Regions from separate parts of the Homo sapiens genome. Here region 2 is linked to region 1. A link is an interaction called in ENCODE POLR2A ChIA-PET data of the cell type or tissue named here. Cell type or tissue: B cell. All regions are shown on one strand. Links, peaks and the distances in the headings refer to the core of each region. The heading gives the core; the rest is flanking DNA.

Region 1 (15,713 bases), core at 5,535-9,534:
TCTCACAGGGTCTCTGAGCTGGCAGGGAAAGAGGGCTCCTTTCCAACCCTCACCCAGAACAGGAAACTCTTGCATAGTTCTTTAAGAGAAAGAGATGGTAAGGAAGGGATGGGCCAATCCCAGGGCCAAAATCCACCACGAAGAAGTGGGAAACGATGCAAAGCAGGGCCACAGAAGGATACATCCTTCCCAGATTTGGGAAGCAGCAAGTACTCGGAAAAATGAAAAGAAATTCCATGTGGAAATGGCAGAGCTCAAAAGGAACCCCTTCACTTCTGCCTCTTGGATGCCCCTTCTATGCAGCTTTGACTCTGGAGCATGATAATCTAGAAGTTCTGACTCAACCCAATGACCTCAAATCCAAGTGTAATAAGTAAAGTTTCTCTGTTGTTGTTTTTAAACGCAATAGAGGGAAAGCCCCACAAACTTCTTCCTCTCAGTGTCATTTAATCTGGATCTGGATGGGATACCTGGAACTGCCAGAGCCAACCTGAAACCAGGACAGACCCAAGACATGGACAGCAGGAAAGAGAAGAGATGGAAAGAACATCCTTGGTGAGGTCCGTAAGTAACTGAATTAACTCATCATGGAACCACATACCTCCAAGCCTCTTTTTAGGTGAGATAAAATATCATTCCTATGAAGTCAGTGGTCCTCGAAATGTGTGTGGCCCCAGACCTTCAGCATTAGCATCACCTGCAAACTTGTTAATAATGCACATTCTTGGACCCCATCCCAGATTTCTTGAATCAGAAACTCTGGGGGTAAGGCCCAGCAGTTGGTATTTTAATAGGGTGATTCTGATATATATTAAAGTTGGAGGATCATTGGTTTAACTCGAACTGAGTCTGGGTTTTTTCTATAATTTGCAGTTGAAAGCATCTTCACTGACTTAATAGGAGATTCATTTCTGCAATTACCTGCATCATGAAACTTAGCAAAAACAACTGAACTACAGAATCAACATGAGCAAGGTCACACCAAAACATGCATCTGCAAAGAATGTACAGAACGGTCATCAGCATCCAGCAGTGGGAGCCCACACAGAAAGCCTTCAAACAGGCTGAAGAAAGGGGATTTTGGATTTGGGGAAGCCTTGTCAGTACACTGTGAGACCCAGGGGTAAAGATATGCTGTGTTACAGCTCCTTCCCCTGGAAGCCTCAGGCGGATAACTCCACACTGCACAAGCTCCAGCCAAGAAGGCAAGAGGAGGGCGTTGTGCTATTCCAGCTTTCCTCTGAATGCTCAGCTTTCAAGCTTCCTCATTCCCTCTTGGGTTTCCCTAACCTTTGAGGGCCCTCTCAATCTGCAGTAAGGCAAAACAGGAAGAACAACTGGCTGGGCTTCCAAAACCCATTTGGCAATTTGGACCTTGGAATGCATTTTCCCCAAGATGAATGCTGTCTTGGCAGAAAGAGATCCTTAAATTAATTTAATCCACATTGTGCCTAAAGTAAGATTAGAAAAAGATGCCATTTTGCTGCATTGTGACTAGCTGTAATACTTTTTTTATGTGAGACTATGCCTGGTTCTAACCTGCAAGCCCAGAATGTACCCCTCTATTAACAAAAGGGTATATAGAGAGACAATTTACACAAAGAGTTAGACAGCTGGGGTTCTGTCTAGACATTCACTAAAAGTTTTCAAGTCCTAGGGAAGACCTGAAAGACTGAAGCTTCAACTTCATACTATCCCATATGGTAGAGATCTCACATCAAGAGATGGGGACTATTTCCCCCTCCCCTTGAATCAGAACTGGCTTTGTGACTTTCTTTAATTAACAGAAAGCAGAAGAAACAATGTTCTGAGATTTCTGAGTCAAAGGCTTAAGAAGACTGGTAGCTTCCACTTCCTATCTCTTGCTGTAAGGAAGTCTGAACTAGACTACTGAATGATTAGAGGCTACAGGGAGAGGGGCCTGGAGGGTGAGAGGTCATCTTGGATGTTCCAGTTCAACTGTGCTACCAGCTGAACAAAGTTAAGTAGGAGACCCCAGCCAATGCCACACAGAGCAGAAGAATTGGCCTGCTAAACCCTGACCTAAATCCTGACCCACAGCATGAAGCATGATGATAAATAAGAAATCACTATTGTTTTAAACTACAAAGTTTTAGGGTGGTTTGTCATGCAGCAATAGATAAATGACATACCCTGAGGTTATCCAAAGAAGTCTTAGGATTACTAGAACTAAGAATAGGGTATAATCATACTCATAAATTCAGAGCATGTTGACTTCATATGAAGTAGGTTTGTCAGAAGGACACTAAAAACAAAGGCAAATTCTGCTAAAGAAATAGAGCCCTACAGAGTCTAGAAGATACCTGGGAAGGAGAGGTAAGCATATGTAGCTTCTGCCTACCTCCCACTGCGAGCATGGGGGAAGGGCCACGTTTCCCAGGGAGGTCTTGGCTACTAATGAGGACATGGCTCTAATAGGGCTAAGACCTCTGCTGAGGTCTGTCAAAGCCTGGGAGATAGCAGATATTCATCACGAATGGGGAGGGCTGTGGGTCACTGATGTTTTATAAATATTAGCATATAACCAGCAGAAATGAGTGTTTATGTCCATCAAAGACATGTTCAAGAGTATTCACAGCAGCTTCATGCATAAATAGCAAAAAACTAGAAACCACCAAATCCCCATCAACATGAGATGGAGAAATAAATTGTGCTATATCCATACAATGGAATTCCACTTAGCAATACAAATCAATAAACTACCAATACAGGTAACAGCATGGATGAAGCTCAAAAACATATGTAATAAGACCTGAAAGAGTCTATACTATATGTTTCTATTTATATGAAGTTCCAAAACCAGCAAAATGAATTTCTGGCAATAGAAGTTGGAATAATGGTTGCCTTTGTGGGAGTGGGGTCTTGAGTGGGAATAGACAAGAAGGAACTTTCTGGAGTTTGGGAAGTGTTCTATATCTTGATCTGGGTGGTGGTTACAGGGGTATATGCACATGTGAAAACTCGTTCAGATGTACACTTAAGATTAGTATCTTTTACTCTATGAGTTATTTCTCAATAAAAAGGTAAAATTAAAAATACTAATAATTAGAAATTATCTTCTCTAGAATGAAATTAATGAGTCAGCTTAGAGAGGGACTTAACTGTTTCCAACTTAAAGTATGTTATATAATCATTTCCTCTGATCAGTATATTAAAGAACTTCTTAAAGGCTGGTTTCCAATGGTGAACAATTTGATGTTGTATTCATTAACCTCATAACCTAACCCTCTAGGGAAAAATTGTCCCCACTGAAGACCTGAAGCCCAAAATAACCTCAGAGAGCCAGTGACTGAGCAAAGAATGGAATGTATAAAACCTGGTCCTTGCTCTGCTGTCTCAGAACTAAATGACAGGCCCTAAAAACTCATCTTCGTAATGGTGTGAGCTGGGCATAACACAGGGAGAAAAACAACTTTGCTCCTCTGGCTTTCTGCATTTGACTCCAAGGTAGCTGAGATTTCTGCAGTAAAAACAGACTGTATTTAGCATCTCACCTGGGATGCCACAAGGATCACAGAGAAGCCAGAGGGAGGCCAGTGCGATTCAAACAGCCCAGAGGAGGAGAAAGCATTATCGGAAACATGATAGCGTGTGCTCTAGATGGTTAAAGATGTTAATTCCAATAAAAGCCAACAATGTGGGTTCTATTAGAACAAGCAAGCTGTACTTTACAGGGACTTTTTTTTTTTTTTTGAGGTGGAGTCTCACTCTGTTGCCCAGGCTGGAGTGCAGTGGCGTGATCTTGGCTCACTGCAAACTCCGCCTCCAGGGTTCAAACAATTCTCCTGCCTTGGCCTCTCAAGTAGCTGGGACTACAGGCATGCACCACCACGCCCGGAAAATTTTTGTATTTTTAGTAGAGACAAGGTTTCACCATATTGGCCAGGCTGGTTGGTCTCAAACTCCTGACCTCGTGATCCGCCCGCCTCGGCCTCCCAAAGTGCTGGGATTACAGGCATGAGCCACTGCGCCCAGCTGTAACCACAAATCAAGATAAGAAACACTGTCCTCAATTATTAATTTCTTTTTTCTCTGAACACCTCCTCCTCCACCTGAGATGCTGTTCTCTTCTTTGGCTGACCTACTCACCATGTCCATGATCAGATGTCCACAAAGAAAACACCTGTCAGCCGACTGCTGGAAACCAGAGTACTGCAGAAGAAAAAGAAAAGAAAGTTAAACCCAGACTGGTAAGATGAATCAGCCACTTCCCCAACAGCCAAGAGGATTATAAGGAATTTCTCAGAAAGATGTGTCACTCTGTGCAGAATTCTGTCATCCCCAAGTACAACACAGCTGTGGGCTGAGTCATAGAATATTCTCTGCCACGAAAGCCATCACAAATACTAGTACCACTCACTCTAACAATGACTGTGTCTGGGCACCCACAGCATGCCAGGCTCTATGTAAGGGACTGTATATAGAGATGCTTTAATCCCATCTCAGTGGTTCTCAAAGAGCAGTTCCCTGGCATCACTTGAAAGCTTGTAAAAAATGCAAATCCTTGGGCTCCACTCCAGACCTACTGATTTGGAAACTCAGGGGGTGGGTTCTGGCAATCTGTGTTTTCACAAGCCTTTCAGGGGATTCTGAAACCATCACTCTAATGCTTACAACAATTCTGCAAGGTCTACATTATTACCCAGAATCCTCAAATAGAAGCAGAGGGCAGCTCAGAGAGGTTAAGTGAACTTTTCAAGGTCACACAGCCAACAAAGGGTAAGGACAGAAATCAAATTCAACTCCGGTTCTGGTTAAAAAGCTAATGCCTTTTATAGTTAGCTTCAAAGAAACTTAATAAATATCTACTTTACCTTACCTTATCTTACCTAAACACATACACACACACAGTCTTGAAAGACATGAGGTGCTCTCTTCAAAAAACATACTAGATGCTACACGCTAGACTAGAAGTTTGGGTATTACAAACACAACTTAACTGGGGGAAACCTTATGAAAGGAAGCTGGGAAAAACAAAAAAGGGAAACTTTCTGCAACTCTACACCATGTGGTGGAGGTTTCTGTTGTCTGGCACCTACGCCCCATTCTGGGGGTAATAGCTCTCTATTTTCATTTGAGATCCAGCCCCCAGCTCCACACCACGTGGCTCCCATCACCATGTGGGCTGGCTCCATGCCAGGGCCCAGGCAGGGCATTGACAGATCTGGCCCATCAGAGCCTTGCATTCCTCCAGCACTGTTACTTTTTCCAGGCGTGGGCATGTGGCCCAGTAAGAGCCAATGAGACTCCATCAGACGTCTGTGGAGGATTCCGAAGGAGGGACTGGCACTCTTGCCCATCGGATGTGAAACTGAGAGAATGTAAACTCTGGGGTCCTCCCAACATCTGGCCATCACATAGGACCTGAGACTGAAGCTAACACTGAGATACACGGCCAAAAACTGTGGAGAAAATGACTCCTGAGGCACTGCTGGAATAATTTCCTTTTTACTTAAGCCCGTTTGGGTTTGCTAGTCTGTTTCTGGCCAACAGGAATCATAATGAATCAACTTTTCAGTGAAAACCAAATAGAGCTTTTCTCAAGGGAAGGCAGGGAGAAGCTGGCCCTGAGCCCATCTCTGCATCTCACATTCCTCATCCCTGAGATGACAGAGTCATTTCAACCACCAACTACCAAGCACCCAGTCTGCATGGCATCTTGTTAGAATCTGCAGGTGTGAAGGTGAAGACGCATGTTCTTTCTATCCTGGAAGCTTTCAGTCAATGGAGGAGAGACTTGTAAGCAGACATACTGCTCAGGGCTAACAGCCCACAGCCCTGCCAGGGCAGGCCCTGGGCATGGTGGCAGCACAGAAGAGCTCCTCCATTGTGGGTGCAGGAGGGACAGGAAGGCTGTTGGGGGGATCTGGGAAAATAAAGGGGCAAGACATTGCAAGCAGGGGAAATGGCCCAAGCAAAGGCACGAAGGCATGAGGTTGCATAGGTGTGGGCAGCTGGGGATTCCAGACCTCGGAGAGCTTCTGAGTGTGCTTTGTACCCTGCACATGCTGGGACCAAGCAGGCCAGGTTTATGCCCTATAAGGCCTCTTGATGCGGGTGTGCGGAGGCCGTTAAGCTAGCCTGGCTGAGCCATGCCGGAGGTATGAACGGAGGCAGAATTGTGGAAGACATGGCAGCACAGAGTTCAACGCCTGGCTGCGTTCAAGGAGGTGGGGTTGAGGACAAACCTAGGAGGCAATTCTCACAGATCAGGACCCAAGGCAAGGTAAGATTTTTCTGCTTCACAGAAATATGGTGAGGGGCTGGTACGTGAGGGGTTGGGACACAGCCCAGGGGCCAGTGGGATGCCAGCAGCTGGCCTCAGAGGTGCGGCAGGGCTAGAGCTCAGGTCTGGGAGCCACTGGCACATGGATGGACTTCCAGTCCATGGGAGAAGCTAGATCCCCAGAGAGAGTGGGATGAGAAGAAGAGAGCCCAGGTCCCAGTCCAGTGGTCTAAGAGGAGGAGTCCAGGGTGGTGGAAGAGGCAGAACTGCAGAAAGCAGCAAGAGGATAGCCAAGTGACCCCACAGTTCCTTCAAAGTACAAAGCTGTGTGGTTTGCCATTGGCCTCAGGAACATGGCCACCCCCAAGTATCTACAGAAGGAAAGGCAGGGCCCCTCTCTCCAGCAGTGCAGCTTCCCTACACGCTGGCCCAGGTCCCCCCAGGCCCCTGCCCTCTGACTCTGGCCAGGACATGCAAGGGGAGGCTTCGGTGACACACTCACCAGGAAGTCTTCTTCACAAAACACTTTGCCGTTGACAAAATAAAAGGCTTTTCCTCTCAGCTTCCGGCCTAAGGAAAAAATCACAAACACAGGGTAAAAAAAGAAAAATTTTAATATGCAGTGGAAAAAGTGAAAAGTGAAAAGCAAAATCTTTAGGCAGAAATAAACACGTAAAAACCGCCAACTGTCAATGACACTTTCCAGTTCCTAAAAGATGCCGTGGCCCTCGGCGAGAGGCAGGCAGGCTGAGGCCGGGAGGAAGGGTGCCCTGGCAGGTGCTATTTGGCAAAAAGACTCAAGGGCTGACTTGGAAGTCATCCTACGCTCACCTTCCAGCACCTCCTATCTGCTTGGAAAGATGCCAGCAAAGCATTTGGTGGCAGGACAGCAGAGGCAACACAAGGGGGCATCCAAGCAACAGTCTCTTGTGAAGATGCAGTTTCCCACAGGCATTTATGACAGTCACCTTGGACATATGCTCCAGGACCATTGTGACCGCCTATCAGGAGAGTCCTATACATTGGTTAACTATTATTTTCCTATCTTTTTCTCACCTAAACTGTAGAAAACACACATTGTTGGAAGGATATTTTTGTTTCTCTTGACCTAAAACGAGTAGGCGGGAGTGGGAAAAGTTCAAAGCACCCTGATTCCTTGGATGGAACTCTTGCTTCCATAAGGCTAACACAGGTAAACATCCTTTATCAGTCCCTCTCATCTCTTATGGAAAACACAATGGGGCTGTGAGCTCAAGGTCAGCAGAGGGTGTCCCGGGATCCCCTACTTGGCAGTATTCACAGATCTGAGGGCATTTCCAGTGCTAGGCTCAACACATACTCAACAGGCAATGTGGGGGTTTCAGAAACTGAATGAACTCTCTGCAAAAAGTTAAACCAAGCCCTTTGGGGCCAGCCCACAAAATGAAAGTAAAATCATCATTGTCACAAACAGTGCCCGAGATACAGAGAAACCCGCCAGACGAACACTGGCTGCCCTCGCCTGGTGACGCCCACAGGAGGCAAAGCAGCGCAAGGCAGATAGCGACAAGACTGTCAAAGAACATTCCTCAGACCTCAGAGAGGACCCTGAAAGCATCAACGCAGCGGAAAAGGCATAAAAAAGGAAGTAACTTTAACTACAAATCCATCTTCTTTGCTGTGGTGGTCGTTGCTACCAGATCTAGTGTTGTCTGAATGTTTCCCCCAGCCCTCCTGTAGGTTCCTGTAGGACTTTTTAATACTCTGAGTATATGCTACATTCCTTGAAGATATAGCTAAGTCAGCTTCATACTTGGAGGGGAAGCTTTGGCAATACTCTAACAGAGTGCAGTACATGTTGAGTTAAAGAAAAAAGGAAGAGTAAGCCATGGATCAGAAGATGGCCAAAGCACATATAAAATGCTATTAGTATCTGGCCGGGCACAGTTGTTCACGTCTGTAGTCCCAGCATTTTGGGAGGCTGACACGGGAGGATCACTTGAGGTCAGGAGTTTGGGACCAGCCTGGCCAACATGGTGAAACTTTGTCTCTACAAAAGGTACAAAAATTGGCCGGGCACAGTGGCTCAAGCCTGTAGTGCCAGCACTTTGGGAGGCTGAGGCAGGTGGATCACCTGAGGTCAGGAGTTCGAGATCAGCCTGGCCAATATGGTGAAACCCCATCTCTACTAAAAATACAAAAAAGAGCTGGGCATGGTGGCATGCACCTGTAACCCCAGCTACTTGGGAGACTGAGGCAGGAGAATCGCCTGCACCTAGGAGGCGGAGGTTGCAGTGAGCCGAGATCATGCCACTGCACTCCAGCCTGGGTGACAGAGGGAGACTCTGTCTCAAAAAAAAAAAAAAAAAAAATTAGCCAGGCATGGTGCCACGCACTACTTGGGAGTCTGAGGCAGAAGAATCACTTGAACCCAGGAGGTGGAGATTGCAGTGAGTCAAGACTGGGCAACAGAGCAAGACTCTGTCTCAAAAATAAATAAATAAAATAAATTAAAATAGTATTAGTACCTAAGACACAAAGAACACCAATTAATAAGAAAAAGATAAATAATCCAATGGGGAAATGAGCAAAGGGCAGGAAGAGAAAGTGCATAGAATAGAAAACCTGTTATACCTTAGGAATAACCAGGATTATTAATCATAACCCCAATATCTATAATAAAAAGATGTTCTATCCTATCAACAATCAGGATAATGCAAACTAAAACCACAATGAGATTCTATCTCACTTTCATAGATTGGCAAAAATTACTAAATCTAATAGCATGTCTTGGAAGGTGTGGGACAAGAGGAGCCCTTTCACACTGGTGGGAGTATCATCAACTGGGATGACTACTTGGGAACAATTTGTCAAGGGCCAATAGATCTGAAAATACACATAATCCACAACACACTTCTAAGGTTGCCCCTTGAGAAGATTACCCAAACATGCATGAGGACAGACATGTATGGATGTTCACGGCAACGTTGTTATGGAAAAACTAGAAGCGTCTTCAGTGTTCACTAGATATGAGAATTGATAAATAGACGAAGAAACTGGAGCTGTATTTACTGGATGTAATACCAGACAGCAGTCAAAATGAAAGGGCTAGATCTATGCATATCATTATTAATTGAACTGAACACCAGTGCAAATAAGGCAAAATGCCTGAAGATATACCAATGATCGTATATGTGTAAGTTTGAGAGTGCGCACACACACATACACAAACTAGTACTGTTTTGTTTTTTTTTTTTGAGACGGAGTCTCGCTGTGTCGCCCAGGCTGGAGTGCAGTGGCACGATCTTGGTTCACTGCAGCCTCTGCCTCCCAGGTTCAAGTGATTCTCCTGCCTCAGCCTCCCAAGCAACTGGGATTACAGGCACTCACCACCATACCCGGCTAATTTTTGTATTTTTAGTAGAGATGGTGGCCAGGCTGGTCTCGAACTCCTGACCTCAGGTGATCCACCCACCTCGGCCTCCCAAAGTGCTGGGATTACAGGTGTGAGCCACCATGCCCGGCCACAAACTAGTACTGTAAACTAGTACTGTATGTTTTTTATTGACAATAGTATATATGGTAACAGTAGGAAAATTTCAATTCATAATGGCAGCTGCCCTAGGGAAGGAAGGGAGAGGATGGGAAAAGGAATCAAGATGATTCCAATTTTTATATAATATTTTATTTCCTTTATAAAAATACAGAATCAAAGCTACAATGTAAAAATGTCTGTGCATTCTGGGTGATAGGTAAATAAGGATTATTTCCTATAGTACTTTCCAGTAGGTTTTAAAATACACACACAATTTTTATATATTTAATTTCCTTTATAAAAAATATCAAACCAAAACTATAATGTAAAAATGTCTGTGCATTCTGGGTGACAGGTAAATAAGGATTATTTCCCATAGTACCTTCCAGTAGGTTTTACACGCGCACACACACACACACACACACACACTTAGGTGAAACACCGTAAACGAAAAGGCAATAACAAACTAGAGCAAACATCTATACTGTATGACAGAAAAGGATGTAACTCTAATATGAAAATAACTCAAGTAACAGTCCTATATAAAAAATGGGTAAAGAATAGGCAGACAAACCACAAAATAAGTATGAATGATCAATAACTATAAAATAAAATCTTTAGCTTTCCTCATGATTTAAAAAATATTGCTGCCAGGCACAGTGGCTCACACCTGTAATTCCAACACTTTGGGAGGCCAAGGTGGGAGGATCACTTGAACCCAGGAGCTCAAGACCAGCCTAGGCAACACAGCAAGATCCCATCTCTACAAATAATAAAAAAGTTAGCTAGGTGTAGTGGGGCACGCCTGTAGTCCCAGCTACTTAGGAGGCTGAGCTAGGAGGATCACTTGTGCCTAGAGGTTGAGACTGCAGTGAGCTGAGATCACGTCTGTGCACGCCAGCCTGGGCAATAGAGTGAGACTCTGTCTCTCCAAAAACAAACAACAACAAAAAACCCTATGCTTTACCTATCAGACTAGCAAAGCTTAAAAAGAATGATAACCCCAGTGTTAGTAATGACACAGACAAACAGATACTTGTTCACACTCTGCAAGGGATAGCAGAAGCTAAAACAAGCTCTTAGGAGAGAAATTTGTATTAAATGTCAGTAGAATTTACAAAGTTCAGATATTTTCTCCCCAAAAATTCTATTTCAGGAATTTATCCTAGTTCCAGAAATCGTCATCTCAGATTTATAATAGCTTGCTAAAAATGAGCATCAAATGTCCAATTCCTATTAAATGATAACCCATATACATGTTGGAATATTATGCAGCCATAAAAAGATTGTGTTTTCAAAAAAATATTTATTGACAGGGAAAAATACTTAAAATATTTTAAAGGAAGTATATAAGTATGTGGGTTACAGTTATGAACACACTCACATATATGATGACAAAATTATGTGTACACTCATACACATAAGATGTACACCAAATTTTAAGTCATTATCTTTGAGTGTAAGAAATAGGTGATTTTCAATTACCATTTTTTCCTGCAATAATTATGCATTATTTTTATAACCTGAAACAAAGTTTAATGGAGTAGGGGAATGTGGGTGGGGGTGCATGGAAGGGATAATAGGACTTACATAGAAGGCCACAACTCTTTAGGTCTCCAAAGCTGCTCTCTTGTCCTCCCCTCAAAGTTACTGTTGCCCTCTCTTCTAGAAGGTCCCCATCCTTGAACGTTCGCAGTATTTTCTGACTCTGCTAAACTAAGGTACCAAGAATGTCTACCTACAGCTGGGTGATCTCAGGGATCATCATCAGAACCCCCTTGACAGCCATGGAAATTAATTTCAGTTACTTAAACTTTCTCTCTATAAAGGGACTCCAGAGAACTCGAAGTTTTAGAAAAGAAAATGAGAACTAACTAGAGTATCTTTCCCATACTTTTCCCACGTCGGACACCTACCTGGGTGACAGCTGATCTGCTGCCCTCTGTCCCTCCCCAGGAACAAGGTGACGAGGAACACAAACAGCCCACCTGGCCGGGCGCGGTGGCTCACGCCTGTGATCCCAGCACTCTGGGAGGCTGAGGCTGTTGGACCACTTGAGATCACGAGTTCGAGACCAGCCTGGCCAACATGGCGAAACCTCATCTCCACTAAAAATACAAAAATTAGCTTGGCATGGTGGCACGCGCCTATAATCCTAGCTACTTGGGAGGCCGCGGTAGGAGAATCGCTTGAACCTGGGAGGCGGAGGCTGCAGGAAGCTAAGATCGCGCCATTGCACTCTAGCCTTTATGACAGAGAGAGACTCCGTCTCGGGAAAAAAAAAAAAAAAAAAAAAAAAAGACAGCCCACCTAAGAGAAGCTTGCTCAACCAGTAAGCAAAACTATTCACACACTGTCTGATCACAAAGTCCAAATCTTTACTTGTGGAGCTCCCCACTTTCGCCTCTTCCTTCTCGGAATTCCCGCAGGGTAAACTCATTCCTCAAGAGAGGAAAGAAGGTGGGGCTGCAGTTGCGGATGGGGCCCCTAGAGGGAGCTAGGAGGCCACCAGGAAACGGCGCAGGACTTCCAGAGCTTAGGCTTCTGATCCAATGTATGGAGAACACAGCAAACAGCACTTTGGTTCCAGGAATGGGGTTAGCAAGTTCTAAGGAATCTGAGCTGGAAATCAACGTTTTGTGTAATAGGGCGAAGATCACCTCTATTCCAAAAATCACAGAGGAAGATCATTGAACATGCAGAAGCACTGAACCCTCTAGTGTTAAGAAACAAATTAAACGAAAGCTTTTTCATCCAGGAGATCAACAAAGATTTTTTAAGTGTTTGTGATTGTTGTCACTGTATATTTTCATAAGCTACTGCTGAGAGTGTAAGATGATAAACTCTCCCTGGAAGGGAAACTTTAAAATGTTTATCTCTGACTCAGTGAGGTTATCTGAGACTTAGCTTTGGGAAAGAATTTTAAAAAGTGAATAAATATTTACTTAGATCCAAACTGGCAGCCTTAGAGGAATGGTTATATAAACCAGAGTACATATAAATGATGAAATGTTACATAGCTATTTAAAATGTCATTTAAATAGTGTTTTAGTCATATTGGAAAATGCTTATATATAGCATATATATATGTTTGGGGATAGCATATATATATGTTTGGGGTTTTTTTGAGATGGAGCCTGACTCTGTCACCCAGGCTGGAGTGCAGTGGTGCAATCTGCAGCCTCAGCCTCCCAGGCTCAAGGAATCCTCCCACCTCGGCCTCCTGAGTAGATAGGGCTACAGGTGTGCACCACCACAACTGCCTAATTTTTGTATTTTTTTGTAGAGACAGTGTTTCGCCATGTTGTCTAAGGCTAGTCAACAACTCCTGGGCTCAAGTGATCAGCCCATCTCAGGATTACAGGTGTGAACTACTGCACCCAGACTGAAAATATATTAACAAGTGAAAAAAGCAAACTTGACAAGTGTATTTATAGTACAATTCCATTTCAGTAATTTGCAGATACCACTGATATGCAAAAGGGAAAAAAACAAACAGTGGGTAACACTGGTAGAAGTATAACAGTGAAACATCACTTTCTACTTTATATACTTTAATATTTTAAATTTTCTTTCTAGTATTAGGTACAGTGACAGATGGTATTAGAGAGAAATTTCACTTTACTTCACATATTTCTATATTAAATTTTTCTAGAAATATGTATAATATGAAAAAATACTTTTAATCTTAAAAGAAAACCCTTATGTTATAATGTGAAAAGTAAAAAGCAAGATTTAAAAATTGTGCATCTCAACTATATAAAGAAATTCAAAGAAAAAAAGACTGGAAAGGAAATCTGCCCATGAGTGGCAACGCCTCTGAGTGGACATATTTAGAATCTGCATGGTGAGGCCAGGCACGGTGGCTCATGCCTGTAATCCTAGCACTTTGAGAGGCCAAGGCGGGCAGATCGCCTGAAGTCGGGAGTTCAAGACCAGTCTGACCAACATGGAAAAGCCCCCTCTCTACTAAAAATACAAAATTAGCCAGGCATGGTGGTGCATGCCTGTAGTCCCAGCTACTCAGGAGGCTGAGGCAGGAGAATCACTTGAACCCAAGGAGTGGAGATTGTGGTGAGCTGAGATCACACCATTGCACTCCAGCCTGCAATGAGCAACATGAGCAAAACTCAGTCTCAAAAAAAAAAAAAAAAAAAAAAAAAAAAAAAAGAATCTGCATGGTGGAGGGGATGGTTTATTTCCTAGTTGGTTGCTTCTATATACTTTCCTACACTTTCCCAAAGATTTACCAATGAGCAGGTATTGCTCTGATCATTTAAAAAATTGCCCAGCTGGCTAGATAAGTCCTCTTGCTGCCAGTTCCCACAGCTGAGAATTCCCATGTCCGGACACAGGAGGCCAGTACAGGGGGTTGGGGGACTACGTCTGATTTTCCTTTATTCCAAATTTTAAAAAACTGAGACTCCCCCACTGACCTAAGAGGGTGGGGCTTAGTTTGCTCTGAAGAACTCACACTTCATTTTTCACTTCGGTTTTGAAAGACCACCTGAGGTTAGAAACTGGATAGTGTATCAAAATATATTTGTTTGTATTCTGAGTGGGAGAAAAGCCTAACATCTACTGATTGTCTTCTGTGGTCTAAGTACTATGTTTAGGGCTTTCACATATATTTTTAAATGCTTGAAAACTTTGCCACACAGGTTACTGCATCACTCCACCTTCTGACCCTGTACTGTCACATGCCTTTTACGGAAGAAACTCACAAAGTCATTTCCTACTCAAAGCCATCACCTACTCCAGGTTTCAGTGAGCGTAGAAAGGGTTCAGTAAAGAGTCGGGCAGAAATAAAACACATCACATGTCAATGTCATGGAGCAGTACAAGGATACAGGAATTGATTATTTTTGGGAATCACTTGAAATCACACCCAAGGATTACTCCTAACTTTCTGGAGTAAAAATATGATACTTATGAATTACACATTATCGTTTTCATTTCATAAGTAAGGAAATTGAGGCTTACCCAGGTAGTAAGTGGGCAGGATGGGAACCCAGATTTGTCTGACTGTGAAGACTGTGCTTGTTCCACTGCACCATGAGGCCATGCAGCAGTATTTAATGCTTGTTGGATGCACACCTATATGCAGAATCCAGTTTCTCTCTTCTGCCAGGAAATGGGACAGGCCTTTCTTTCTTTTTCCTTTTTTTTTTTTTTTTTTTTGAGACAGCGTCTTGCTCTGTTGCCCAGGCTGGAGTGCAGTGGTACAATCATAGCTCACTGCAGCCTCGAACTCCTGGTCTCAGCAATCCTCCCGCCTTGGCCTCCCAAAGCGTTGAGATTACAGGTGTGAGTTACCATATCTGGCCGGAAAAGGGAATTTTCATTCAAACACTTTCTAGGTACTGGGCCTTTTACTTGCCTCATGTCTCACTTAAGTGTCATGAACAGCTCCGTAAAAACTCCTTGTGATGACAGGCATTTAGATGTAACTTGATAGGTAACCTTCCACTTGGAGACAGGCTAAAGTTTGTATCTTTGGAGAAAGGGGGTTGCTGAGAGGAGGCTGAGGCCAGGTAGGAAACAGCAAGCAACCTGGTGCTGAGAAGCAGGGAGGCAGAAAAGGTATTCTCCAGGCTGAATCACCCCAGATTTGGCCAATGAAACAGACGCCAACTAACCTGAAAATTCCTGGAATCACTGCCACTGTCCTGAAAGTTCCAATCAAGAGCAGGATCCAGAATCCTCCTTATTGACATTTAAGCTAGAGCACCCAACCGCCACTAGGTGGTGCCAAACCACAGCCAGGACAAGGACAGGTTGAAGCAGCACAATTTACCCCAAGCCAGCCAGCCCTGGAGGCCTGCTTGAGTCATTTCATTAATCTTGCAATAATGTGCCCTGACGTTTGGGCAGTTGAAACTCACTTGTCGGCTGGGCGTGGTGGCTCACGCCTGTAATCTCAGCACTTTGGGAGGCCAAGGTGGGCGGATC
Region 2 (15,713 bases), core at 6,815-10,814, 88 kb after region 1:
ACATGATGAAACCCTGTCTCTACAGAAAATACAAATATTAACCAGGAATGGTGGCGTGCGCCTCTAGTCCCAGCTACCTAGGAAGCTAAGGTGGGAAGATTGCTTGAGCCTGGGAGTGGAGGCTGCAGTGAGCTGTGATCATGACACTGCACTCCAGCCCGGGAGACAGAGCAAGACCCTGTCTCAAATAAATAAATAAATAGTAGGAGGTGGTAGGGCATGTTTCAACACTGGTGGGAATGACCCAGTGAGATAGGGACATGGGAGAGGAGCATTGCTAATGTAGAAGGGAGAGGAGAGAGTTTTCCTTGAGTAGCAGAGAGGGATTGGACTTCAATGCATGTTTCATCCATAGTAACAGGAAGGAAGGTTTTGGACAAGAATCAGGTAGGTAAGTACATGAGGTGTTGGAATCTTAGAGTGGTAACTCTTCTGATTGCTTTAATTTTCTTGGTGACATAAGCAAGTAAGGAAGGCATCTGAGAGGGAGGCTGGCAAAGTTGCCATGGGAATTGGTTGTCCGGGGAGTGGGAGGATGAATGGCCCAGGGAAGCATGAAGGCGCCCCACCCCAAGATTCTGGGCATGGGTCTCAGTGAGGCCAGCCAACACAGTGGCATGTTTTTCTCTAGCCAGGGTTCAGCTGCACAGATGTGGGTATGGAGTAGGTGGAGAATTGGGTCTAACTAGGGCTGGCTTTTGTCGAGTGAGTGCAGTGTATCTAGAGTGGGCAAGAGGGTAGCCATTCCTCTGCCTCGAACCCACTGTCCCAGATATCCACGCGAATCCCTCCCTCACAACCCCCAGGTCTCCACTCAGCAGTCATCTCCTTGGGATGTCCTTCCTTACACCCTTCTCTCTATCCCTCTCCCTACATGACACACAGTGAACATCTGTTTCATTACTTGTTTGCTGTCTGTCACCTCACTAGGATGCAGACCCCACAAGGCCATGGATCTTTGACCATTTGGTTCATTGCTGTATCCCAGGAACCTAGAACAGTGCCTGGCACATGGTAGGGGCCCCCCCAAATGTGTGGTAAATTGATCGCATCGGAAAAGGGAGCACTGGTGTGGTGTTGCCGTCTATAAGTAGAAGAAATTAATTGGGCTAAATGGTGACCCAGATTTGGAAAAACAGAGAAGAGAGGGCCAGGCACGGTGGCTCATGCCTGTAATCCCAGCACTTTGGGAGGCTGAGGCAGGTGGATCACCTGAGGTCAGGAGTTCGAGACCAGCCTGACGAGTATGATGAAACCCCATCTCTACTAAAAATACAAAAATTAGCCGGGAATGGTGGTATGCACCTGTAATCCCAGCTACTTGGGATGCTGAGACAGGAGAATTGCTTGAACCCGGGTGGTGGAGGTTGCAGTAAGCCAAGATTGCGCCATTGCACTCCAGCCTGGGCAACAAGAGTAAAACTCCACCTCAAAAAAAAAAAAAAAGAAGAGAGGCTGTATTGTTACTCTTATAAATTTGTATGTCTCTGCAAACCTTCTATAGATCTTGTTTGAACACTTTGTACCAAATACTTAATCTTTTATATATCATATTTGATGAATATTAGTGATATATAGCTTAATTAAGAATATGACTACATATAGGCCAGGTACGTTGGCTCACACCTGTATCTCAGCATTTTGAGAGGCCAGGGCAGGTGGATAACTTGAGGTCAGGAGTTTGAGACCAGCCTGGCCAACATGGTGAAACCCTGTCTCTACTAAAAATACAAAAATTAGGTGGGCGTGGTGGTGGGCGCCTGCAATCCCAGCTACTTGGGAGGCTGAGACAGGAGAATCGCTTGAACCGGGGAGGCGGAGGTTGCAGTGAGCTGAGATCACGCCACTGCACTCTACCCTGAGTGACAGAGTGAGGTTACATCTCAAAAAAAAAAAAAAGTATGACTACATATATATATATATGTGTGTGTGTGTATGTGTGTCTGTGTGTGTATAAAAGATATCTGAGTTTAGAATATCTGTTTACAGTTGGGCACAGTGGCTCACACCTGCAATCCTAACACTTTGGGAGGTCAAGGTGGAAGGATTGCTTGAGCCCAGGAGTTTGAGACCAGCCTGGGAAACGTAGTGAGACCTTGTCTCAAAAAATAAATAAATAAATAAATAAATAAATAACCAGGCATGGTGTTGCATACCTGTGGTCCCAGCTACTTGGCAAGCTGAGGTAGGAGGATCACTTGAGCCTGGGAGAGCAAGGCTGCAGCACGCCACCGCACTCCAGCCTGGGTAATAAAGCAAGACTCTGTCTAAAAAAACAAAAATCTGTTTGCACGCATATATATATGTTTTTCATATCGATATATATAAAGAATTGTTGGCTAAAGGGCATTTGAAAAGCCCTAGTCTAATAGACTGTAGGCAGTAAATGGAGCTCAGGCAGCCTATGAATTACCAAGGGGCCCATGAGGCAAAGGCCGCCTGTCTTGGGACAGAGCCCTGCTTATTTTGCAGCAAACTGAAAGGGCCTCTCTGTCGCTTTTGCTTGGCTATAGGAAATGTCTCTGCACACAATGCTGTGTGTGTCCCAAAGCTGGAGGGCTACTTCAGGGAGGGCTCTGAAAAGAATCTTTATATTTCAGCTGAGCACATGGACGAAGAATTAAGAATTAAGGTTCCTTTGGGCTCTTTCCATTCCACTGATGGCCCAGAGCAGGCCAGGAAAACACTGGCCCCTCCAAATCTGTTTCCAGAACAGATTGGTCTTCTCTGGCCCCAAGGTCCACTGTGGAATTGCCCCATGAATGAAGAGAAGCAGCTGCAATGGAGGCCCTTTCCTGGTGCTTGCAATGAGCCTTTGTCCCATGAGTTTTCCCCTGGAAAGGTGCCAAGGCCAGACCCAGATATTAGGACCGTGACCTTGTCCTGTGTGTGTGGCCTCTGCCAGGCTGCTGGAGCCCACTGTCTTTGCCAGCTTCAGTTCTTCACCCCAGCCCTTTGGCCATGCAAGCAGACCCAGCTGGAGGCATGTGCCTAGCCACAGGCTCCCCATACACCCATAGGGGAGGGAGGTTTCCCGCTGGCCCTGGCCCAACCCCTCCCAGGGCCATCTGCTCAGAGAGCAGCAAAAGATGTTTAACAGTACAATGAACTGTAGTGCTGATTTCTGAATTGGCCCTAGTCACTGGATTACTCTTTTAAAAAATAAAACATGCATATGGGTTAAAATTCAAAAGGAACAACTGAACATACAGTGAAAAGAAGGTATCCTCCCACTCCTATGCCCCAGTGTCCCCTCCAAAGCCAACTACATTACCAAAAGTCACATTACCGAAGTACCTGGTCATGTACAATTCTTTTTTGGTTTTGTTTTTTTAAAACACAGGAAGTAAATGCACTGCCTCTTGCTTTTTGCACTTAATAATATTCTTGGAAATCTTTTCACATCATTTCACATGCAGCTGCCTTGTTCTTTCTTAGGGCTAATATTTCTTTCTTTGAGTGAGTCATGGACTTTTTAACCAACCTCCTATTCACAGACATCTGGGCTGCTTCTGTGCTTTTGCTACTGTGTTAACCATAGCAAGGGATGACTTACAAACCATTTCACACCCGTGCAAGCATGGCTGTAGAGTAGACACCCATGAGTTAGGCATATTCTTGAGAACTCCACAGTGCTGCTGGAGTGACTTGGATTTCTTCACAGACACCAAGGAGGTCTGTCTGGCTCTCTGCGGGTTGTCATCTAGCTGTGGTCAGTGTGAGAATCCTTGATTATTTATAACAAGATCAACAAGGACCACTAACACATCATAGCACCTACTCTGTACCCAGCATCATTTTATATCCTCTACATAGATTACACTGTTAAATCTTCCCAACAACCCACGAGACAGGTTCTGTTATCTACTCCTTTACACAGATGAGGAAATAGGCATAAGGGAGATAAAGAATTTGCCTAAAATTCCACAGCTAGAAAAAAAAAATTCCACAGCTCGTAAGTGGAGGATCTGGGATCTGAACCCAGGCAGCCTGGCTCTAAACCACACCACCTCTCATAACCAAATAATCCAAGTGATTGCCAGGCTATTGAAGCTCCCAGAGCTACTTCCAGAGTGTGTCTATCAGTGAATGTTTGCCTGCCAAACCTGAATGGGGGGACCGTGTCTTCTGTTTCCAACACTACTGTGGGTCCAGGAAGAGGCCAGACTAGACTGTAAGCTCTGTGAGGGTAAGGATCAGGTGTGTCTTGCCCACCCTGGTATCTTGTACAGTATTTAATTAATTATTGTGAATGAATGAATGAATGAATGCATATTGTACTGGATAATAATCATGCTAATAATAGTTGACATTTGCTAAGCACTGGCTAAGAGTTTGCATTCTTGCCCTTAATCCTTATAACAGCTCTCCTAGATAAATTCCATTATCCCATTTTACAAATAGAGAAATGGAGGTTCAGAGAGTTTAAGTAGATTGCCTAATGGCACATAGCTGGTAAATAGAGGAGTAAGGATTTAATCCCTGAATGTCTGCTCTCTGTACTGAATGATGTCTGAGGTCTTATCTGCACCTAAGTTTTCAAATCCATGAATTTCCCACCTATGAGTTGACCTCCATTGGGTGCAGGCTAAAGGTAATAGCCACCTGCCAATCTTTTTTTAACTTTTGATAGAAGTATGTTATATGGAAAGAGTATAGCATGATGGATTTTCATTAACTGAATACCTGTGTGCAACCTGAACCCAGATCAAGAAGTAGCACCTGACCAGCACCCTAGAAGCCCGCTGTGTCCTCACCTAACCACCACCTTCCCAAGGGTAACTACTATCCTAACTTCCAAATGCATATATCAGTTTTGACTATCTCTGTTTTTCATGTAACTAGAATCACACAGTATGTATTATTTTGAGTCCAGTTTCTTTTGTTCAACATTATGTTTGTGAGAATCATTCACATTGTTGTGTGTCATTGCAGTGTGTGCATTTTTATGGCTGTGTAATATTCCATTGTGTGATGTACCATGCTTTAGCTATTCCACTGTAACAGGCATTTGGATAGTTCTCATTTTGGGGCTATTTTGAATAGTCCTGCTGTGAATATTCTATAGGGCAGGGCTGTTGGTGAACTAATGTAGACATTTCTATTGGGTATATCAATGAGAAGGGAATTGCTGGGTCATAGCATACTGGTAGATCCTAGTAATAGATCCGGCTAACCAGGGCTCTAAAGTGGTTGTACAGTTGCTATCAGCAAAGGAGAGTTCTTGCTCTCCCACATCCTCATCAACACTTGATTTTGCCATTCTTTTCATTTTACCATTCTGGTTGGTGTGAAGAGTTATCTCATTGTGGTTTAATCTGATTTCTCTGATGATAAGTAAAATTGAGCACTCCAAATCCCTTTATATAAGAAAGTCAGAAAACAAAGCCATTGCAGAACTACTGATTTTTTTTTTCTTTCTGAGAAGTCACTGAAATAAACCTCCCATTCTGTTTTCAGGATGATGTAAGAGACCTACCTCTTTCTTGAGATCCAGTGAGTAAAGTCCTGAGCTCAGACTGGACTGGCTCAGGGCCAATACTCAGTCCCCTTCATTCTCCTTCCCTATCCCCCTCTTATAAAAGAGTTAGGACCCCCCAGATCGCAATAAAACATGACAAAGAAGGCTTGTGTTCCCATAGTCTTTGTCAGATATTTGCATTTCATCAAACCAGTATATCTATCAAGGCCATGTACACACAGACCCAGCCTAGCAGAGCCTTTGCTAATCCAGCTTTGTCACTTAGACTTAAATATGCCCCAGATCAACCACATCACTGAATCAGATGGAGCCACAAGGCTTTCTTCTCTGACAGCAAAACCATAGAGGAATTTGCTATATAAGATTCTTCCCCAAGTGATCTGTTCTTTGAGCAGTTGTCTTGATCCATCAGAAACAAAACAAAGACCTTTGAAGCAACTGTCATTTAGATGTGCCAAGATGGATGTCTTAGTCTGTTTGTGTTGCAGTAACAGAATACCACAGGCTGGGTAATTTTTTTAAGAAATGTATTTCTTACAGTTCTGGAGGCTGAAACGTCCAAAGTCAAGGAGCCAGCATCTGGCAGAACCTTCTTGCTGCATCATCCTCTGGTGGAAGGTGAGAGGCCAAGAGAGCACATGCAAGAAAGAGAGCAGGGAAGGGGGCCTAACTCATCTTTTTATCAGGAACCCAATCCCACAATAACTAACCCACTCTCACAATGACGGCATTAATCCATTCATGAGGACAGAACCTTCATGGCCTAATCGCCTCTTAAAGATCCTGCCTGAACTTTGCAGGACACATTCAAACCCTAGCAATGAACAACTGGAATCAGTGTCAAGAGGGCGTAAGTATGGCAGTTCTAGAACCTGGAGACAAAATTACGAATGAGAGGCAAAGGGTAGAACAGAACAACCACAGCCACTGCACTCTGCTTGGTGCTTTACAAGATCTTCAGTTGGGCATTCGTCATTGACAGCTCTGCACGTTAGGAGCCATCCTCATTTGGCAGAAATGGAAGCTCAGTGAGGTCATGGCACTTACCTAAGGTAGCACAGCCTATTGGTGGGGGATCTGGAAGGCAGACCCAACTCCTTCCAGCACCAAAGACCCTGTTGTTCTCCTTGGCCCTCTAACAACTCCCAGAAGGCGGCCTCAGGAGCTGACTCATAGGGAGCTAAACACCTGATCCCACCTTTGGGACTGGCATGTGGAGACAGGAAGTTGCCACTGTAAACCTACCAAAGGAGCACTGACTACAAAGCCAGGTGACAGCAAGTGTTGTGGAGGATGTGGAGCAAGGAAGGCTCTCCTCCATTGCCAGAACACTTTGGAAATAGTCATTTTGTAGAGCATGCACGTGGACCTCACCCAGCTATTCCACTCCTGCAGCTATCCCCAGAGAAACTCATGCCTTCAGAGACAGGTACAGAATTTTCATAGTAGTACTGAGTGATAGCAGAATCCTGAAATAACCTCAAAGCTTGCTGATGGTGGAGTGATAATAATTATAGTTATAGTTATATATATATAGTTATATATACTAGTTATATAGTTTATTTGACTCATAGTTTGAGGATGGCCACCTAGGAGCATAGATTCAAGTTGCCCTGAATATACACTCTGATTACCAGCAGTTAGAGTTAGGTTTTTAAGGAAAAAAGAAGAGGCCATTCCTAAGATGTTTACCAAGAATTTATATTAAGATAACATAAGCTATTGATTGACTATACATTGTTATTGGTATCACAAATTCCCTTCTTCCCCTCCCTGAAATCTCATTATCTATCTCAGAAAGTAAGACTGAGGAATGCAACCACACATGGATGAGCTTTTTCACAAGATAATGCCTGCCTGTCGGCTCATTCAGATTCCGAAGAGAATCATTTATAAGCTAATTTCTGTCCACTCATTCTCCCTAATAATCATTTGCATTTCCCCATATGGGAAATTGCCTGCATTTCCCATCTCCCCCGTTTCCTATGAATAAGGGTATATAAGCTTCTGTATCCCGTTGGGTTACTGGGTAATCATTCTCCTGTGGTGCCCCCTAGTTATACATGTCAAAATACATTTTGTATTTTCTCCTATTAATCTGCCTTTTGTCAGTTGATTTTTCAGTGAACCTTCAGAGAAGGGGAACTTTTCCCTTGACCCTTATACATGGTTTATGGGAGTGGTACACTATGATTTGTGAAACTAGTCCCTACTGTTGGTTGGTTTCCAATGTTTGGTTACAGTGAACAGTGATGTTTGTAAGTCTTAGCACAATATGCTGTTACTTTATCCCTTGGGAAAATCCTACAGGAACAATGTGGAGTCTGCAGATATGTGCCTCAACTTTAAGACTTTTGATACTACTGCCAAAAACACCTGAATCCTGGGAATAGTGAGCTTTGGTCAGAAGACAAGAAAATTCTGGTCATTGGAACACCTAACCCCTATAACGTTTTTATGTCTTTTATCTTCAGAACACTGTGAGCATTATGAGCCCCATTTCACATATGAACTCAGTTAGTCTCAGAGAGGTTAAGTGGTATAATCACCCAGTGGGTTCTTCCTGCCTGTTGCACAAATGAAACTAGCTCACCGAGACCATGGTATTGCAATAAAGAAAGAGTTTAATTAATGTGAGGCCAGTCACACAAGAGAACTGGAGTTATCACTCAAATCAGTGTCCCTGAAGGCTTGGAGGTTAGGATTTTTGAAGGATAGTTTGGTGGGCGGTGGTCTGGGAAATGGGTGCTGCTGATTGGTTGGGGATGCAATCATAGGGGTGTGGAAAATGGCCATTGTGGGCTGAGTCCACCTCTGGGTCAGGGGAGGCCACAGAACTAGCTACGTCATGAGTCTGTGTAGGGTCAGTTGGTTGCCACAATGCAAAGGTCTGAAAAACATCTCAAAAGACCAACCTTAGGTTCTACAATAGTGGTGTTATCTATAGGAGCAATTGGAGAAGTGACAAATCTTGCTAGGAGTGGTGGCTCATGCTTATAATTCCAAGTGGAAGGGCAACATAGGAAGACCCCATCTCTCTCTCTCTCTCTTTTTTTTTTTTTTTTTTTTTGAGACAATTTCACTGTTGTCACCCAGGCTGGAGTGCAATAGTGTGATCTTGGCTCACTGCAACCTCCGCCTCCCAGGCTCAAGCGATTCTTCTGCCTCAGCCTCCCAAGTGACTGGGATTACAGGTGTGTGCCACTATGCCCAGCTAATTTTTGTATTTTTAGTGGAGATGGGGTTTCACTATGTTGGCCAGGCTGGTCTCGAACTCCTGAGCTCAAGTGATCCACCTGCCTCGATCTATCAAAGTGCTGGGATTATAGGCGTGAGCCACTGCGCCTGGCCTACAAAAATTTTTTTTAAATTAGGTGGATGTGGTGATGCGCAGCTATGGTCCCAGCTACTCAGGAGACTAAGGTGGGAGAATTGCTTGAGCTTGGGAGGTCAAGGCTGCGGTGAGCTGTAATTACACCACTGCACCCCAGCATGGGTGACAGAGTGAGACTCTGCCTCAAAAAATAAATTAATTAATTAAATAAAATAAATAAATAAAATAAAAATCTTGTAACCTCTGGCCACATGGCTTCTGAGCAGTAAAGGATTATAAAAACCATGCCTACATTTTAGCAGAATTCAGGCCCTTCCCAGGATCCTATTTTTGTGGCCTTTCATTCATCTTACAAAGGTGATTGCAGCCCCCAAACAAGAAGAGGCATCAGTTTTAGGGAGGGACAATTATCATCCTTGCTTCAGAGTTAAACTACAAACAAAATTCCTCCTATATTCAGCTTGGCCTACACCCGGGAGTGAGCAACATGCCCAGGGTCACGCTGGATCCAAGCTTGAATTCACACTCAAATCTGTCTGGTTCCAAACAGGTCAGACTAGAGCGGATTTTTGTTGTTGTTGTTGTTTTTTCATAAAGAGGTAGCTCCTGGCCAGGAGCAGTGGCTCACACCTGTAATCCCAGCACTTTGGGAGGCTGACGCAGGCGGAGACTTGAGGCCAGCAGTTCGAGACCAGCGTGGCCAACATGGTAAAAACCCATCTCTACTAGAAATACAAAAAAATTTAGCCAGGCCTAGTGGCACGCACCCGTAGTCCCAGCTGCTTGGGAGGCTGAGCCATGAGACTCGCTTGAACCCGGGAGGTGGAGGTTGCAGTGAGCTGAGATCGTGTCACTGCACTCCAGCCTGGGGAACAGAGCAAGACTCTGTCTCAAAAAAAAAAAAAAAAAAAAAAAGAGAGAGGTAGCTCCCACTATTTAATTATCAATAGGCTGAGTCTTCAAACACTTCCCTTCTATGTTATTTATTATTCTTTTGCTTGCAAATGACAGGAGCCCCTCTCAACCTAGCTTAAGGAAAACGGAAGCTGTTGACAAGTTACGGGCACATGTCATGGTGCACAGGCCAGAAGAGCAGCTGGCACAGGTGTGTGAAGGAAGGTGCTCAGTTGGAGTGTCCCCCAATCCCCGCCACTTTCTCCTCTGCTCATCACAGATGTGCTGTTGGCTTCCCTGGCCGTGGTGACCATCTTGAACTCCTATCCCCTGTTAGAGTCTGGGCTCTCAAAAGATGATTGACTCTCCTTTTTCTGTCCCAAATCCAAATTTCTGGGGAGAAACTCTGGCCCAGCTTGAGCCACGCGATTACTCCCAGCTTAGCACCATTGCCAGGGTGTGGGTTGCCCTGTATTAAAGCAGGTATTTCAAACACCTAAGTAGTCACCACAGCCAGGGAGGGGGAATGCCATGACTCCCAAAGTTTTCTCTGGAAGGGAGAGAACAGGATCTTCCATTGGCCCTCTCAGCTCACAGAAATCGCTTTGAGGGAGAGAAGCACATGTTCTTGAGGGAGAGCTCCACCCTAGAATTTGGTCAGAGAATTGTGTCAATGCCAGAGAACAAGTGTCCTTTAATTGCTCAGCCAATTCTTTATGTTGCTAATAGGGCGGCCCATGAGCAGATGCACTTCAGCCTAGGAAAACAATCACATTCTTGGTTATAAGCAGCCTTCCCCCACCACAGACACATTCTTGTGGTCTAGAAGGAGGAGACTGAGAAAAGGGGGAGCTAACAGGTCTGCAAATATAGTCGCGAGAATTTTCAGGGAGCCTGTTAAGGGGTATCATTTGAAGGAGATCTGAAGGTTGAGAAATACCATCGTCTCAGGTGGGGAGGGGCATTCCTGCAGAGGAATGTGGGCAAGCAGGGCCTGAGTAGCTGGAGTGGGAAGGGCACTGGGTGAAGGGATGCTGAGCTGGGTAGGGGCTGGGGGAGTTGGGGTCTCACGGCCCATTACTGGGTTTGCTCATGGGGATTGGTAAGAAAGTGTGACATAACCTGCACTAAGCTCTGAAAAGATGACCACAGCCGCCATGTTAAGAATGGACTTAGGGACAGGGTTAGCTGCCAATGGGAGAAGATGGGTGCTACATCTTTTTGTTTGTTTTTTGGAGACAGAGTCTCACTCTGTCACCCAGGCTGGAGTGCAGTGCTGCGATCTCGGCTCACTGCAACCTCCACCTCCCAGGCTCAAGGGATTCTCATGCCTCAGCCTCCCAAGTAGCTGAGATTACAGGCATGTGCTGCCACACCTGGCTAATTTTTTGTACTTTTAGTAGAGACGGTGTTTTTCTATGTTGGCCAGGCTGGTCTCGAACTCCTGGCCTCAAGCAATGTGCCAGCCTCAGCCTCCCAAAGTGTTGGGATTACAGGTGTGAGTCACCACGCCCAGCCATGATGTCTTTTTTCTGACATCAAATTTGTGGTTTTTCCACACCAAGCCGTTCTCGAATTCTCTGACATCATCTGGGTGTTGTCAACTGAAAAATCATGAAATCTATACATTTGGAGAGGAGACTTTATTTCTGATAGAGGGTTACAGCCTGCAGGCTGGCCATTCCCAGGCTGGGAAGCATAGCCGCCGGCAGAGCCCAAAAGGCAGGCACTTTGAAGGAGAACGGGTTGGAACAGGGGTTTATGCCAGATGGTTGGCCAAGTACACACATTCAACAGGTTATAGGAGGGGCTATGAATATGCATGAAGGGGGTCCTGATGCATGCCTATTTAACAAACATGCCTGTATCATATAACCCAGGTTCACTTTGGGGTGGAGACTTAACATTCAAATGCATTACAATTAAGCCCTATATGTCAGAAGGTGAGGAAGAGACATGAAGGCACCCCAGTGCGCAGCCTCTGTCAAACCCAGCCAGAACTAGCCCATGGTCAGTGGTCTCTTATCAGGAGAATTGTATAGAAATCAGTCTTCTGTCCTATCAAGGCTGTAGTGTGGCTTGTAGAATGGGGAATCAGACAGCCAGCGTCTGTGGGATGAACCGCAATTGTTTCAGTATTGCTTATCTCAAGGCCAGTGCTTGTTTAGGGGCTAGAGAAAAAGAAAAACCTTGTGGCAGTTGGAACATAGTTTATTCTTTAAGTGTAGGGTGTGTGACCTCACCCTTGCCTGGCGCACCGTTAGGTCTTGTTTGTAATTTGGTATCTTATTGCCACAAAGAGTCCGTTCTGTTAGTCTTAGGATCTCTGTTTTCACATTAACGCTGGTGAGTTGTGTCTAAACTGTGAAAGGGAGGGAGTATACTGAGGCGAGTTTGACCTCCTGTCCCGTCATGCCTGAGAATTCAGTTTTTAAGGTTTCCCTGGGGTCCCCTTGGCCAAGAGGAGGTCCATTCAGTTAGGTGGGGGGTTTAAGGTTTTCTTTTTAGTTCTCACTCTCCAAACAATTCAACACTTCTGACACTAACCGGAGTTAGCACAGATGCCAGGCTAAGGGCTCAGTCCCACAAGATTGCCCCACTTCTGACTCAGCCAAAAAGTCCCAGGTCCCAGTCTACCTGTACCTCTGTCCAACTTGGCTACCAATTTGAGGGTTCCCATGACCCCCTCCTCAGGTTCAGTACTTGGCTAGAATGACTCACAGAACTCAGGCAAATGCTTTACTTACATTGACTGGTTTATTATAAAGGATCCAACCAGGAATAGCCAGATGGAAGAGATGCACAGGGCAAGATGTATTAGTCTGTTTTCACACTGCTGATAAAGACATACCCAAGACTAGGGAATTTATAAAGAAAAAGAGGTTTAATGAACTCACAGTTCCACATGGCTGCAGAGGCCTCTCAATCATGGTGGAAGGTGAAAGGCACGTCTTACATGGCGGCAGACAAGGGAGAATGAGAGCCAAGCAAGAGGCGTTTCCCTTTATAAAACCATCAGATCTTCTGAGACTTATTCACTACCATGAGAACAGTATGGGGGAAGCTGCCCCATGATTCAATTATCTCCCATTCTGTCCCTCCCACAACATGTGGGTATTACAGGAACTACAATTCAAGATGAGATTTGGGTGCGGACACAGCCAAACCATATCACAAGGTGTGGGGGTGGGCAGCATGGAGCTTCCTTGCCCTCTCCAGGTGCACTGCCCTCCCAGCATATGGACATGGTCACCAACCTAGAAACTCTGTGAATCCCAGTCTTTAGGGCTTTTTATGGAGGTTTCATTATTGCAGGCATGATTGATCAAATTCCTGACCATTGGCCATTGAACTCAATATTCAGAACCTCTTCCATGTAGGTCAGGGGCTGGGCTGACAGTTCCAACACTTTAATCACTCCTGTCTTTCTGGCACCAGCCCCCAACCTGAAGCTATCTAGGCACCCGCTTCCCTGCAGGAGTCATCTCATTAGCATAAACTCAAGTACGGTTGAAAGGGGCTTGCTATAAATAACAAAACACAGTCCTATTATTAGCAGCTGGGAATCCATAGAGATCAGCAGCTACCTCAATTCTTGCCTCCTCAGAAGGAAGAATCCGATGGAGGGGCATAAGGCAGAGTGAGAGACTGAGGCAAGTTTTAGAGTAAGAGTGAAAGTTTAAATAGGAATGAAAGGAAGTAAAGTACAGTTGTAAGAGGGTCAAGCAGGCAACTTGAGAGAGTCAAGTGTGTGGTTTGAACTTTGACTTGGGGTCTTATAGGTTGGCGTGCTTCCAGGGTTGCATTGCTTCTCCCCCAACTCTTCCCTTGGGGTGGGCTACCCAAGTGTGCAGCTGCCTGCGGCACTTGGGAGGGGCCACATGCGCAATGTGTTTACTGAAGTTGTGTAGATGCTCATTTTTCCCTTACCAGTCGAGTGTTCATAGAGGAAGGTCACATACCAGTTAAACTCTGCCATTTTGCCTATTAGTGCACATGCTTGAGCCCACTCACCCAACTCCTGAGATCTTACTGGGAAGCTGCTGATCACCAGCTTTAGATGTTTTCTATCTACCGGGAGACGGCCTTTCCCTGGTGCTGGCTGTGACCAATTATTATTTCAGAGAGATAGTTTAACAACTTCCTGACCATCACCTGATGATTGCCTGACATTCCTGTTGCCCGGGAGCCCTCTCCTGTCCTGCTCGTATCTGGCTAACTATCTACTCTAACACGATCACAGGAAATTCCAGAGGGTTTTGGAGCTCTGGGAGCTGTGTGCCAGAAATCTGGGGCAAAGGTGAAATACATATTTGCTATTATACCACACCTGAAGTGTTCAGAAGGCAGTTATAGCACAGGTGAGGTGATGGGGGCTGATGTCAGGGAGGTGACACTGGAGCCAGAAAGCACTGGAGGGACTGACGAACTCAAGAGAGCTCTGGGTAGTGGAACAGACTGAGATTGTGGGTAGAGATACAGGAAATGATATAGAAAAGGGGAGAATTGCTAAGTTTCTGGTTTGAGCATCTGGGAGAGTTGAGTGAGAGTTGGCCATTTATTGAAATGGGACAGATTTGGGGAGAAACATGTTGGAGAGAAAAAAAAAAGAGGAGAGGTGAAGAAATCCACTGAGTGTTCTGAAAGTCAGCGTAACCTCCCCACATGTTCTTCTTGCCTGCTGCCCAGGTAGAACTGATTAATCAAGACAGAGATTGTAATAGATAAAGAGTTTAATACACATAGAGCCAGCTAAATGGGAAGCCAGAGTTTTATTATTACTCAAATCAGCCTCCCTGAAAATTCAGAGGCTAGGGCTTTTTAAAGAAAGTTTGGTGGGTGGGGGGCTAGGGAATGAGAAATGCTGACTGGTTGGGTCAGGATGAAATCATAGAGGGCTGAAATGGGCTCTTCTTGCTGTCTTCTATTCCTGAGTGGGATTGCAGAACTAGTTGAGCCAGATTACCTGTCTGGGTGGTGTCAGCTGGTCCATCAGAACATAGGATCTGAAAAATACCTCAAATATCAATCTTAGGTTTGATAATAGTAATATTATCTACAGGAGCAATTGGGGAGGTTAGTGATCTTGTGGCCTCTGGCTGCATGACTCCTGGGTCATACTTTCTAATCATGTTGTAGCAGGACAAGCTGCAGACAAAACCCCTCTGACACCAAGTTAAAGAAGGAAGGGCTTTATTCGGCCAGGAGCTTTGGCAAGACTCAAATCTCCAACAACCGAGCTCCCCGAGTGAGCAATTCCTGTTCCTCTTAAGGGCTTACAACTCTAAGGGGGTCCACATGAGAGGGTCATGATCGATTAAGCAAGCAGGGGGTACGTGACTGGGGGCTGCATGCACCACTAATTAGAATGGAACAGAACAGGACAGGGATTTTCACAGTGCTTTTCCATACAATGTCTGGAATCTATAGATAACATAACCGACTAGGTCAGGGGTCAATCTTTAACTACTAGGCCCAGGGTGTGGTGCTGGGCTGTCTGCTTGTGGATTTCATTTCTGCCTTTTAGTTTTTACTTCTTCTTTCTTTGGAGGCAGAAATTGGGCGTAAGACAATATGAGGGGTGGTCTCCTCCCTTAATGTGGCCAATTTGGTTTTGTTTGTTTTTTTTTGAAATGGAGTCTCACTCCATCACCCAGGCTGGAATGCAATGGTGTGATCTTGGCTCACTGCAACCTCCGCCTCCTAGGTTCAAGCAATTCTCCTGCCTCAGCCTCCTGAGTAGCTGGGATTACAGGCACCCGCCACCACGCCCAGCTAATTTTTTTGTATTTTTAGTAGAGACTGGGTTTCACTGTGTTAGCCAGGATGGTCTTGATCTCCTGACCTCGTGATCTGCCCACCTTGGCCTCCCAAAGTGCTGGGATTACAGGTGTGAGCCACCATGCCCGGCCTCCAATTTGTTACTTTTACAAAGGTAGTCTGGTCCCCAAGCAAGGAGGGAGTTTGTTTCGGGGAGAGCTGTTATCATTTTTGTTTCAAAGT

What was found. ChIA-PET counts read pairs that join two places held together with the same protein. Peaks named below come from ENCODE experiments on the same cell type or tissue, not always from the same donor. Only the 100,000 strongest peaks of a DNase experiment are listed, where the experiment ranks them.
Region 2: POLR2A ChIA-PET joins it to region 1 with 10 read pairs; 7 of 35 experiments call an interaction of 5 or more read pairs at or near these places.

The regions. Positions count from the first base shown.
Region 1 is chr3:45,656,754-45,672,466 of GRCh38, reverse strand. It overlaps LIMD1 (LIM domain containing 1), which reads right to left. Exons shown (of 8, transcript NM_014240.3): 3 at 6,750-6,817; 4 at 4,111-4,173. Among named protein-coding and RNA genes, the nearest start is that of LIMD1-AS1, 24 kb to the left of the region's middle. In B cell, for the core only: CTCF peaks have their summits at 6,919 and 7,120 (motif pointing right); DNase peaks (open chromatin) are centred at 7,116 and 7,726; H3K4me3 peaks cover 709 bases; H3K27ac peaks cover 1,922 bases.
Region 2 is chr3:45,570,421-45,586,133 of GRCh38, reverse strand. No RefSeq gene overlaps it. Among named protein-coding and RNA genes, the nearest start is that of LIMD1, 16 kb to the left of the region's middle. In B cell, for the core only: no CTCF peak of the experiment used is centred there; no DNase peak of the experiment used is centred there.